Regions from separate parts of the Homo sapiens genome. Here regions 1 and 3 are each linked to region 2. Evidence: chromatin contacts called from ENCODE Hi-C data. All regions are on one chromosome and are shown on one strand. The core of a region is the stretch at or near the end of the contact, and the rest is flanking DNA. Distances in the headings are between cores, read along the strand shown. Region 1 overlaps ANKS1B (ankyrin repeat and sterile alpha motif domain containing 1B). Region 2 overlaps ANKS1B (ankyrin repeat and sterile alpha motif domain containing 1B). Region 3 has its middle 110 kb from the start of TRD-GTC1-1.

The links. A loop is a pair of places that touch in the nucleus more often than their neighbours do. Pooled maps may share reads with other maps.
Region 1: a loop to region 2 is called in a pooled map, with 9 times the contacts of the local background. The contact joins two enhancer-like sites. A Hi-C loop is called at or near these places in 3 of 37 single-sample maps with no recorded cell type and 5 of 50 pooled maps.
Region 3: a pooled map shows a loop between it and region 2 (4-fold over the local background). The contact joins two enhancer-like sites. A Hi-C loop is called at or near these places in 3 of 37 single-sample maps with no recorded cell type and 7 of 50 pooled maps.

Annotation. Positions count from the first base shown.
Region 1 is chr12:99,130,521-99,133,476 of GRCh38, forward strand. The region is part of intron 15 of ANKS1B (ankyrin repeat and sterile alpha motif domain containing 1B); the gene reads right to left. Among named protein-coding and RNA genes, the nearest start is that of APAF1, 490 kb to the left of the region's middle. RefSeq lists enhancers at 712-761, 1,462-1,531. Within about 2 kb of position 1,316, at least 8 of the 41 ENCODE cell types and tissues checked have a DNase peak (open chromatin) inside an H3K27ac peak, as active enhancers do.
Region 2 is chr12:98,753,028-98,756,137 of GRCh38, forward strand. The region is part of intron 25 of ANKS1B (ankyrin repeat and sterile alpha motif domain containing 1B); the gene reads right to left. Among named protein-coding and RNA genes, the nearest start is that of APAF1, 110 kb to the left of the region's middle. Within about 2 kb of position 1,309, at least 2 of the 41 ENCODE cell types and tissues checked have a DNase peak (open chromatin) inside an H3K27ac peak, as active enhancers do.
Region 3 is chr12:98,396,316-98,399,464 of GRCh38, forward strand. No RefSeq gene overlaps it. Among named protein-coding and RNA genes, the nearest start is that of TRD-GTC1-1, 110 kb to the right of the region's middle. RefSeq lists an enhancer at 2,537-3,149. Within about 2 kb of position 1,361, at least 11 of the 41 ENCODE cell types and tissues checked have a DNase peak (open chromatin) inside an H3K27ac peak, as active enhancers do.

The DNA.
Region 1 (2,956 bases), core at 66-2,565, 380 kb after region 2:
CCCGGACTCTTCTCTGTCCATCACTATAGCCACATCAGCTAATAAGCTCCTCTTCCTGTGTCCTTCTTCCCTCTCTACTCATCCTCTATAGTGCCATCAAAGTCAGAGTATTAATAAACAAATCCTGACATGTCAGTGTGCTTACTCCCCACATTTTGAACGGATTAAGTTCAAATGCCTCACAGGATGGCATTTGAGGTGCTGATCCTAATTTATCTTTCTAACCTTGTTTCTTGCCTCTTTCTTCCATTCCTCACATGCAAACACTGAACTCCAGTAACACCACTTTGTCTTCTCAACATACTCTGCACTATTGTGTCTTCATGCCCCTTGGTACATGCTATTTCCTCTGCCCAGATATTCTTCCTGGGCTTCTGTACCTGTTGACCCCTTCAACTCATCCTTTAAGGACTGGTTCAAAGACCACTTCTGTGACATCATCCCTGATTCCCACAGAGTTAAACAAGACTTCTATGACACGCCACAGCATCTGAAATACATCTGTGCTGGAAACTTCTACTATATTGCCTTGTAATGATTTGTTAGTGAACCTCTCTCTTCCACTTGGTCTGTAGCTCCAGAAAACCAGTGGCTGTTTGTTGCCTACTCGTCTTTGCTTTATTCTTCCTTCTGCCTGTCCACCTGCTCTCCCAACATCCAGGGGCCAGGACAGTCCCTGGCACACAATGAACACCCAACAAACACTTGGTTTAAGCAATGAATTATTATCTTGCACGAGATTTCATGAGTCTCTTTAGTTTTGCTTTCTTAACTTACTTAATGCTTATTAAGATGACTTTTCACTTTCAGTTCTTCCTGTTTGATTCCAGTTCTTAGTCATGTCTTCCCCTTGGCACAAAACTGATTGAGCAATATATGCTGAAGCCTCACTCTTCAAATTTCATGACAAAGTCTGAGGGTCCCAGGACTTTGGCCAAGCACAAATAGTAAGTGTCTGGGAGGCATCAACTAAATTATCTGCCAGTGAAAATGCTCTGTCTTCTTTGTCTCAGTTGTTTATGCAGAACAACCAACCGTTCCTGTAAAGTTATTTTTCCTAATTTTTAGCCTAAACTTTTCAATAGATACAGGCCATTTCTCCCTGTCTCCTCCTATCTCCTCATCTTCTGAGACTGTAAATTATCCTGTAACTTCATTTATAATGGGAACATATTTATTTTCTGTGATGATGGCTCCCCTGAGCCTTTCTTTTTCTTAGCTACATAAAGTTAACTTCCTCTGTGGCAAATTAAGGACAGATTACAAGCAGCCTGGGAACCGGGCTCCGTCACCACAGGGGGCCGCCTACTCAGCCTCCTTCTGTTCAGCCATGGGAAAGATGCAGCTGCTAAGCCAGCCGGGTGCTGGGCTGCTCTCCCCCTGCCTCTCCTGATCCCTCGGAGGGAGTTGAGAAGTCCCTTTCTCCATCAGTCTCTGGTTGGTGTCTGATGCTCTGTTTTCTAGCCTCTCTTCTTCTGCTCCTCCCCTCCCCCAGCTGCCTACCAACTCCTTCCCACCCCCAGGCCAGCAGTGACTGCCTCCAAGACTCCCCCTCCTTCCAGCACCGCCTCATGGTTTCCATGGCAACAGAAAATGTTGGTGGGAAGCAAAAATGCTGAACTGCAACTCGTGTTGGGGCTGGGAGGAGGAGGTGAAATGTGGGCCTCTCTGGAGGCTGTAGAAAGGTGGGGAGAAAGAAGCCAGGTGAGAAGCCCTGAGAAGAAAGGACCACGAGGCTCGAAAGGAAGGTGCATTGGCAAGCGGGGATCACTTTGATCAGAAAAATCAGCTAGGAGGAAGAAATAGGAAAGAGTTATAAAAAGTAATAGAGAATCCTGGGCCGGGTGAAGTGGCTCACACCTGTAATCCCAGAACTTTGGGAGGCTGAGATGAGAGGACTGCTTGAGCCCAGGAGTTTGAGACCGGCTTAGACAACATAGCGAGACCTTGTCCCCGCCTTCAAAAAAAAAAAAAAGTAATGAAGAATCCTATATATAGTGGTTGATTGAGGGATTACGTTAGGTATAAAACTGGGAATAGGTGACTTTATATTGAAGGTGAGTAGTGAAAGTCAACAAACATAGTGGCCAAAAAAAGGGGGGCTTGAGAGTTTAACAATAATATACATACATGAAAAACAAAAGTAATATTAACAGATCTGGGCTTGTAAATTAACTATTGTCCTTACTTATCAGCCAAGTGTTACTTATCTTCTCTGAGCCTTAGTCTTCTTTTTGCTTGTCTATTAATATAGTGTTATCAATATCCACCTCAAAAAGTTGTTGTGAGGATCAAGTTTAAATAAAGCACATAAAGTGGCCACTCATATAGCAGGTAAGGTAGGAATTTTTCTTTTAACCATTGTATGAGGTTGAGGAATGGTACTTCAAATGGGTCTTGGAGCTGGAAACTTAAAATTCATTGAAAACTGTGCCTTGTCATATATTTGATTTTTGTATTTATTTCAATTTTCCATATCTCTTAAGTATATGGCAACATGGTTTTTTTTTTTCTTTTTTTTCTTTTTCTTTCTTTCTTTTTTTTTTTTTGAGACAGAGTATTGCTCTGTCGCCCAGGCTGGAGTACAGTGGTGCGATCTCGGCTCACTGCAACCTCTGCCTCCCAGGTTCAAGCAATTCTTCCGCCTCAGCCTCCCAAGTAGCTGGGATTACAGGAACATGCCACCACGCCCAGCTATTTTTTTGTATTTTTAGTAGAGACAGGGTTTCACCATGTTGGTCAGGCTGGTCTCAAACTCCTGACCTCAGGTGATCCACCTGCCTCGGCCTCCCAAAGTGCTGGGATTACAGGCGTGAGCCACCATGCCCAGCCAGCATCATGTGACTACGTCCCTAAGTACATAGTACCATGGCAATATTTAGTGTTAACCCCTTCATAAAAAATAAGAAGAACCATCCTTTCCTTTTAAATAACCTCCCTGTCTGTGCTTTTCAAG
Region 2 (3,110 bases), core at 59-2,558:
ATTTCTTGAGGCTTTTGCTCTCCCTGTGGGTCCACTCTATATTTTATCATGAAATCAGCAAGAGACAGGTGATTCTGTCAGGCTAGATGCCACGCCAAGCAGCGCCTGGGAGAAAAGTTCTTTTCTTCCGACCTTCAATCAGTCCTTTTCTCAAGATGATTTCTAGCTTTCTTCTCTTCTCCAAATGTGTATCTTTGATTTCTGCCTTTTCTTCCAAGCACAGCTTCCCCTTGTCTTCTCTCACTGAGAAACCATCACATTGTCTGACCCAAAAGAGGCAGGGTGGCCACCACACCCTGAGGTCACAGAGCATCAGAGAAGCAGATGCATACTGGTCACAGAGAGTGTTCTGAAGGTCACTGTAGCAGCTGAGAGCAGGCATGGTCTGCCCCAAGCTTTCTTTTTTCTTTTTTTTTTGAGACAGAGTTTTGCTCTTTTTGCCCAGGCTGGAGTGCAATGGCACAATCTCGGCTCACTGCCACCTCCACCTCTTGGGTTCAAGTAATTCTCCTGCCTCAGCCTCCCAAGTAGCTGAGATTACAGGCATGCACCACCATGCCCAGCTAATTTTGTATTTTTAGTAGAGATGGGGTTTCTCCATGTTGGTCAGGCTGAGCTTGAACTCCCCACATCAGGGGATCCACCCACCTCGGCCTCCAAAGTGCTGGGATTATAGGTGTAAGCCACCGTGCCTGACCATCCAAGTTTTCATTCTGATGAATGTCCCTAGAATGTCCACTCACGGTTTCTCAAAAATCACAGAAATGTCATTCTGCTGATGCTGATATTGCAACTAAGCTGGCCCTCTCTGTTCCTGCCCATCTCCACCCTCATCAAGCGCTCTGGGAGCCCGATTCCCACACTGCTGCTGGGGAGATGTGTTTGCGATTGTTCGCATTTGAAGATGATGGAGAGGAAGATGCAGGATGGTGCCTTCTGAGGCCATGGGAAAGAGGCCCAAGGGTTCTAGACCAACCAGATTCCAGATCCATGCCAGATCAATTGTGATGGTCTCAGAACCAAGTGGGGAAAATGCCTCTGAGCTTGAGAGTCGGTTTGAGAGAGGATGTGTCTGTCTCCTTTAAGTGAGTTGCTAGGAAATACTGACCCTACAAGACAGACATCTGCCTGCTGGAGATACTGCACCTTGCACAGCAAGCTGAGCACTTCCTTGCAACGAACACTGAGCCCATGTTTGCCTCCAGAGATGAGTCAGCCTAGTAAATTAGTAACGCACCAGCAAATGATAGTGGAGGAGGTCTGGGAGACAGCTCTGACCATCACTGCACAAAGAGGGCTGAGCTCTTTCCACTGCCTACACTTGGCACTCACGTCACTGTCAGCTTTGCCTCTTAGTGTTTGCGTGGGTCCCCTCTGAAAGGCAGGCAGGGCTTCCGACTTCTGTAGTCTCACAATGAAGACACAGGCTCTTGGTCTTGTTCATGCTACTGTGGAAGATGGCTGATTCCCATCTGTTGGGGACATGTACCAGATATTCCTGTTCTGGGTGGGAAACTAGACTAAGATGAAGGTGTGAGATTCAGTGATTCTGTAACATGTGGTCTTTATCTGCTGTAACAGTGGAACTTAATGAGTGTGAATTCCTTTACCATTAACCTAAAAACAAGTTACTGAAAGCGAGATCTACTTAAAGCTCCAGGATCTTCAAAGGAAAGTAAAAAGACCTTCATTTGAGCAAGTGAGGTTTTTCACATGATTATGGGAAGCCTAAAGGTTTTGGGAGAGAATGTGTTAGAAGTCCTGCCCTTTCATTTTTAATTAGTTCCTGGTATTAGGAAACTGCTCAAATAAGACACACAGACCAGACTGTTGGATTAAGTTTTCCTGCCTAATGGCTTCTTCTGGTTCCGCTTACATTTTCCTTGACTTCTTGCTTTGGTTTTATTTTAGAATGCTTTGTCAAGTTTCTTTTGTGATTATGTATAGTACAGGATTGGACACTGTTACCTTTCCTCTCTTGTCTGCAGCCCTCCTGTTTGTGGTACTGATGCTGGATGCCAGGAGGGCCCATGGGCACCGAGACACACCTTCCAAGTGCTGTGTTGCCCATCCCGACACACCAGGGCCCTTTCGGGGAAACAGATGCTCATCCCATGGGACCTCAGGACACATGTGTGAATGGGGAAAGAACCCCCATTTTTTTGTAGGTTCAATTCTCCTGCCTCTCCTATTAACATCCCTACCATCTGAAACGGGAGGAGAGTTGCTATCATGTACGAGGAGACTCTACCGGGATGAGGTTGAAAATTATATTGTAACATCAGAAGGCTTAGGTGAGAAGCCCATCTTGCAAACCTCAATGATGCTGGCTGGCTCTGAAGAGCCCATGGTGACACCCAGAAAATCTGAAAGCCCAACTGTCTCTGCCTTCAACATATTATCCCTGCAACTGTGGGGAGGCCAACGCCTGGTACTGGGTCTGGCACATTCCAGGTGCAGAAGAAATGCTTGCTTGCTTGCTGAATGAATGAATGAATATCCACAGGACTAACTGGAGTAATCGTAACATTTCTAGTTAATACTCAGTCTAGCTACCATTAAGGGAGAACTTAATAGGTGTGAGAGATGTGCCAAGCATTATCTTTGTTTCATTTAAGTCTTACCAAATCACATGCAGTAGCATATTATCCTCATTTTATAGATGAGGCAGTGGAGGCTCAGAGGGGTGAAATAACTTTCCAGACATCACAGAGACAGAAAGTTACAGAACTTGACATGACCCAATATCTGTGCTCAAAATCCCCCACTCTTGGCCCAACCCATGTGTCTACCCAGCTTGTCTCTAAGATGACTGCCATCAACTCTCCCCTCCCGTGCACACCATGGTGTTCCCCTGTTGAGAAGTCGAATCTGCTCTTTGAATCTGGACTGGTTTTACTGACTTGCTTGACCCATAGGATATAGCAGAAGCAACATGCTGAATTTGTGAGGTTGAATCATGAGGAGTCTTGCAGTTTCCTCCTGGGCCTCTAGGAACATTACTCTGGGGGAATTAGTCATGTAAAAAGTCTCACCATCCTGGCTGGATGCGGTGACTCACGCCTGTAATTCCAGCACTTTGGGAGGCTGATATTGTTTAGCTGTGTCCC
Region 3 (3,149 bases), core at 111-2,610, 360 kb before region 2:
ACTTCAAGAGGATTCTAAGAAAGAATGTGATCCCTAGTCAAAGAACAACAGAAGGCAAAGGTTCAGTTTTGGCTCCTGCCATCCTCCTTCCTGCTTCCTACTTATGTAGAATAAGAACATGCTCCTTGGAAGTGCAACAGGGGTCTTGGGACCACCAGAAGAGATCTGGCCAACATATTGAGGATGGTGAAAAAAAAAAGACAGGGACAGCCGGGTCTACATCCACCTCTAAATCTACCCCGGAACCACCTACAGCCATGATTCTTATTTTATGAGATGATTCTATGTCTTTGTTTTTTGTTGTTGTTGTTTGGGGGCTTTGGGGGGTTTATTTGTTTTGTTTCTGTTTATGGTTTTGAGACGGAATGTTGCTCTGTGGCCCAGCCTGAAATGCAGTGGCGCAATATCAGCTCACTGCAACCCCCGCCTCCCAGGTTCAAGCGATTCTCCCACCTCAGCCTCCCGAGTAGCTGAGATTACAGGCACGCGCCACCACACCCGGCTAATTTTTTTGTATTTTTAGTAGAAACAGGGTTTCACCATGTTGGCCAGGCTGGTCTCAAACTCCTGACCTCAGGTGATCCACCCGCCTTGGCCTCCCAAAGTTCTGGGATTACAGGCATGAGCCACCGAGCCTGGCCATCTTTGTTATTTAAGCTATTGTTAGTTGTGTGTTTTGTAACTTGAGGCCAAAAGCATCTTAGCTGGTATGAAAAATACCACGGACAGGCTTTGTTATGTGAGAACATCTGTTTAAAAAAAAAAAAAAAACTAACAATGGGTACCTTGAAATCTGAGCAGATAAAAATGAGACCATCATTTACTCCACGAGGAATGGCCAATGAACTTGTGGAAAGATGTTCAGCCTCACAGGTAAAATAGAAACACAAAATTGAAATCACATTTAGATACCATTTTATGCCCATGATACTGGAAAAAACAAATAATAAAAATCTGACCGTTCCAGAAAAACCCTCAGGCAGCAGGTAGGCAGGGAAGGGAACCTCGGGGCTGTGGCTGTCAGTGGCCCAGGAAGCCAAATTTGCAGAGTTTCCTTTTGATGCCACCTGCCGCTCGGTCTGAGGCTTCCCTCGGCTTCCTCTCCACTTTCCTCATCCCTGACTGAGCCCCAGGCAGAAGCTGCGAACTCGAACCGGCTTTGGAAACATACACATGTAACCACATTCTCACCCTTTTGAATTTAATTCCACAGTATAATTAAGCACATATACTGCACACGCACGGCTATAATACCAGCTGTCGCTTCAATTTGAAAGTGTACATTAAATAAATCCAAGTAAGAGGCAACAATCTCTGAGCCTTAGGCCTTGGGGAGGAGCCACTCGGCAGTCCCGCGGAATGAACATTCCGTGTGACACACTGCCACCCAGTGGCCACAATGGAGACTGTCAGAACCAGGAAACTGATCCGCGCTTTGGTTGTCCTTGGACCTGAAGCGCCTTGCAAATGCTCGGAAATATTCTGAACCAAATTGAGTTGAATTAAATGTAATTGTGCCGGGCGTGGTGGCTCACGCTTGTAATACCAACACTTCGGGAGGGCGAGGCGGGCGGATCATCTGAGGTCAGGAGTTCAAGACCAGCCTGGCAACATGGTGAAACCTCGTCTCTACTAAAAATACAAAAAAATTAGCCGGGTGTGATGGCGCACGCCTGTAGTCCCAGCTACTCGGGAGGCTGAGGTGGGAGACTCTCCTGAACCTGGGAGGCGGAGGTTGCAGTGAGCCGAGATCGCACCACCGCACTCCAGCCTGAGCTACAGAGCCAGACTCCATCTCAAAAAAAAAATGTAATTGAGTTGGAGTAAAGTGAAGGGAATTGAATTAGCATAAAATGAACAGGGGTATGTTGGGACAAAGACCAGGGTTTGGTGAACTGTTCCTAAACCCATGCAAGCACTGTATACTTTAGGCCAAAGGGAAGCATCCTCTCTGCATCTTGCACCAAGGAGAGAGTTTTGTCAGAAAAGATCTCAAAAAAGTCAGGTGTCCGTGTATGTTCTGGCTAAATGAAGGTCAGATATCGTCCACCAGGTCTACAGTATAAAGCCAGTTTCTAATACTTTACAAATAAATACTGAATAAACAAATACAGGCCAGGAGCGGTGGCTCATGCCTATAATCCCAGCACTTTGGGAGGCCAAGGCAGGCGGATCACCTGAGGTCAGAAGTTTGAGACCAGCCTGGGCAACATGGTGAAACCCCATCTCTACTAAAAATACAAAAATTAGTCGGGCATGGTGGTGCACGCCTGTAATCCCAGCTGCTCGAGAGGCTGAGGCAGGAGAATCGCTTGAACCCGGGAGGCAGAGTTTGCAGTGAGCCGAGATCACGCCACTGCACTCCAGCCTGAACGACACAGTGAGACTCCATCTCAAAAAGTAAATACAGAAATAAACAAACATGTGCAAACAAAATATGAACTCAAACCTTAATAAACAGGCCGAAATGAAAGGAACAACTCCTCAACTGCCACCATCAGTCTTGGGAGCCCCTTCCTTGGTGTCCAGCTGCACCTAGAACCCTCAACTCCCATTCCAGCTATTTCTGCCTTGTGTCGTGGCGGCAGGTTTAAAGACCTCTCCCCACTTTGGGTTGTGAACTCCTACATTTTCTTAGCACCATGCCCATCATATAACAGACAAGAAATGGGAGGGAGGAAGGGAGGAAGGGAGGAAGGGAGGCAGGCATCCTTACTGTAGCACTGATATATAATTTCAACAGAAACCATTTCTGTCTGTTTTGACACAGGCCTGTGGTCCCCTAAACAGAGCTTCTGCCATTTTCGTGAGGCTTTCTGGCTGTAGGGGTGATCACAGTTACAAGCTGCCCAAGTTCTTATTTGGCTTCAAAGAGATCCCCATTTTTCTTTTGCTTTTTGTTTAATTTGGTCTACTTTCTTCCTGTTTTCAGGTAGCTTCCAAACATGCTGCATGGTGTAGAGTAAATCTATAATGAGGTGGAAAAATAACACCCAAAGTTCTTGACAATTTACAAACATCTCATTTGGGATTGCTGTGAGACAGGGGCACCGCTTCACAGATGTGGAAACTGAGACCAGAGAAATTAGAGGGCTTGCCCTAAGTCACAAAGTCCACAGCAGCACAGGGACAAAACTGAGGTCTCCTCA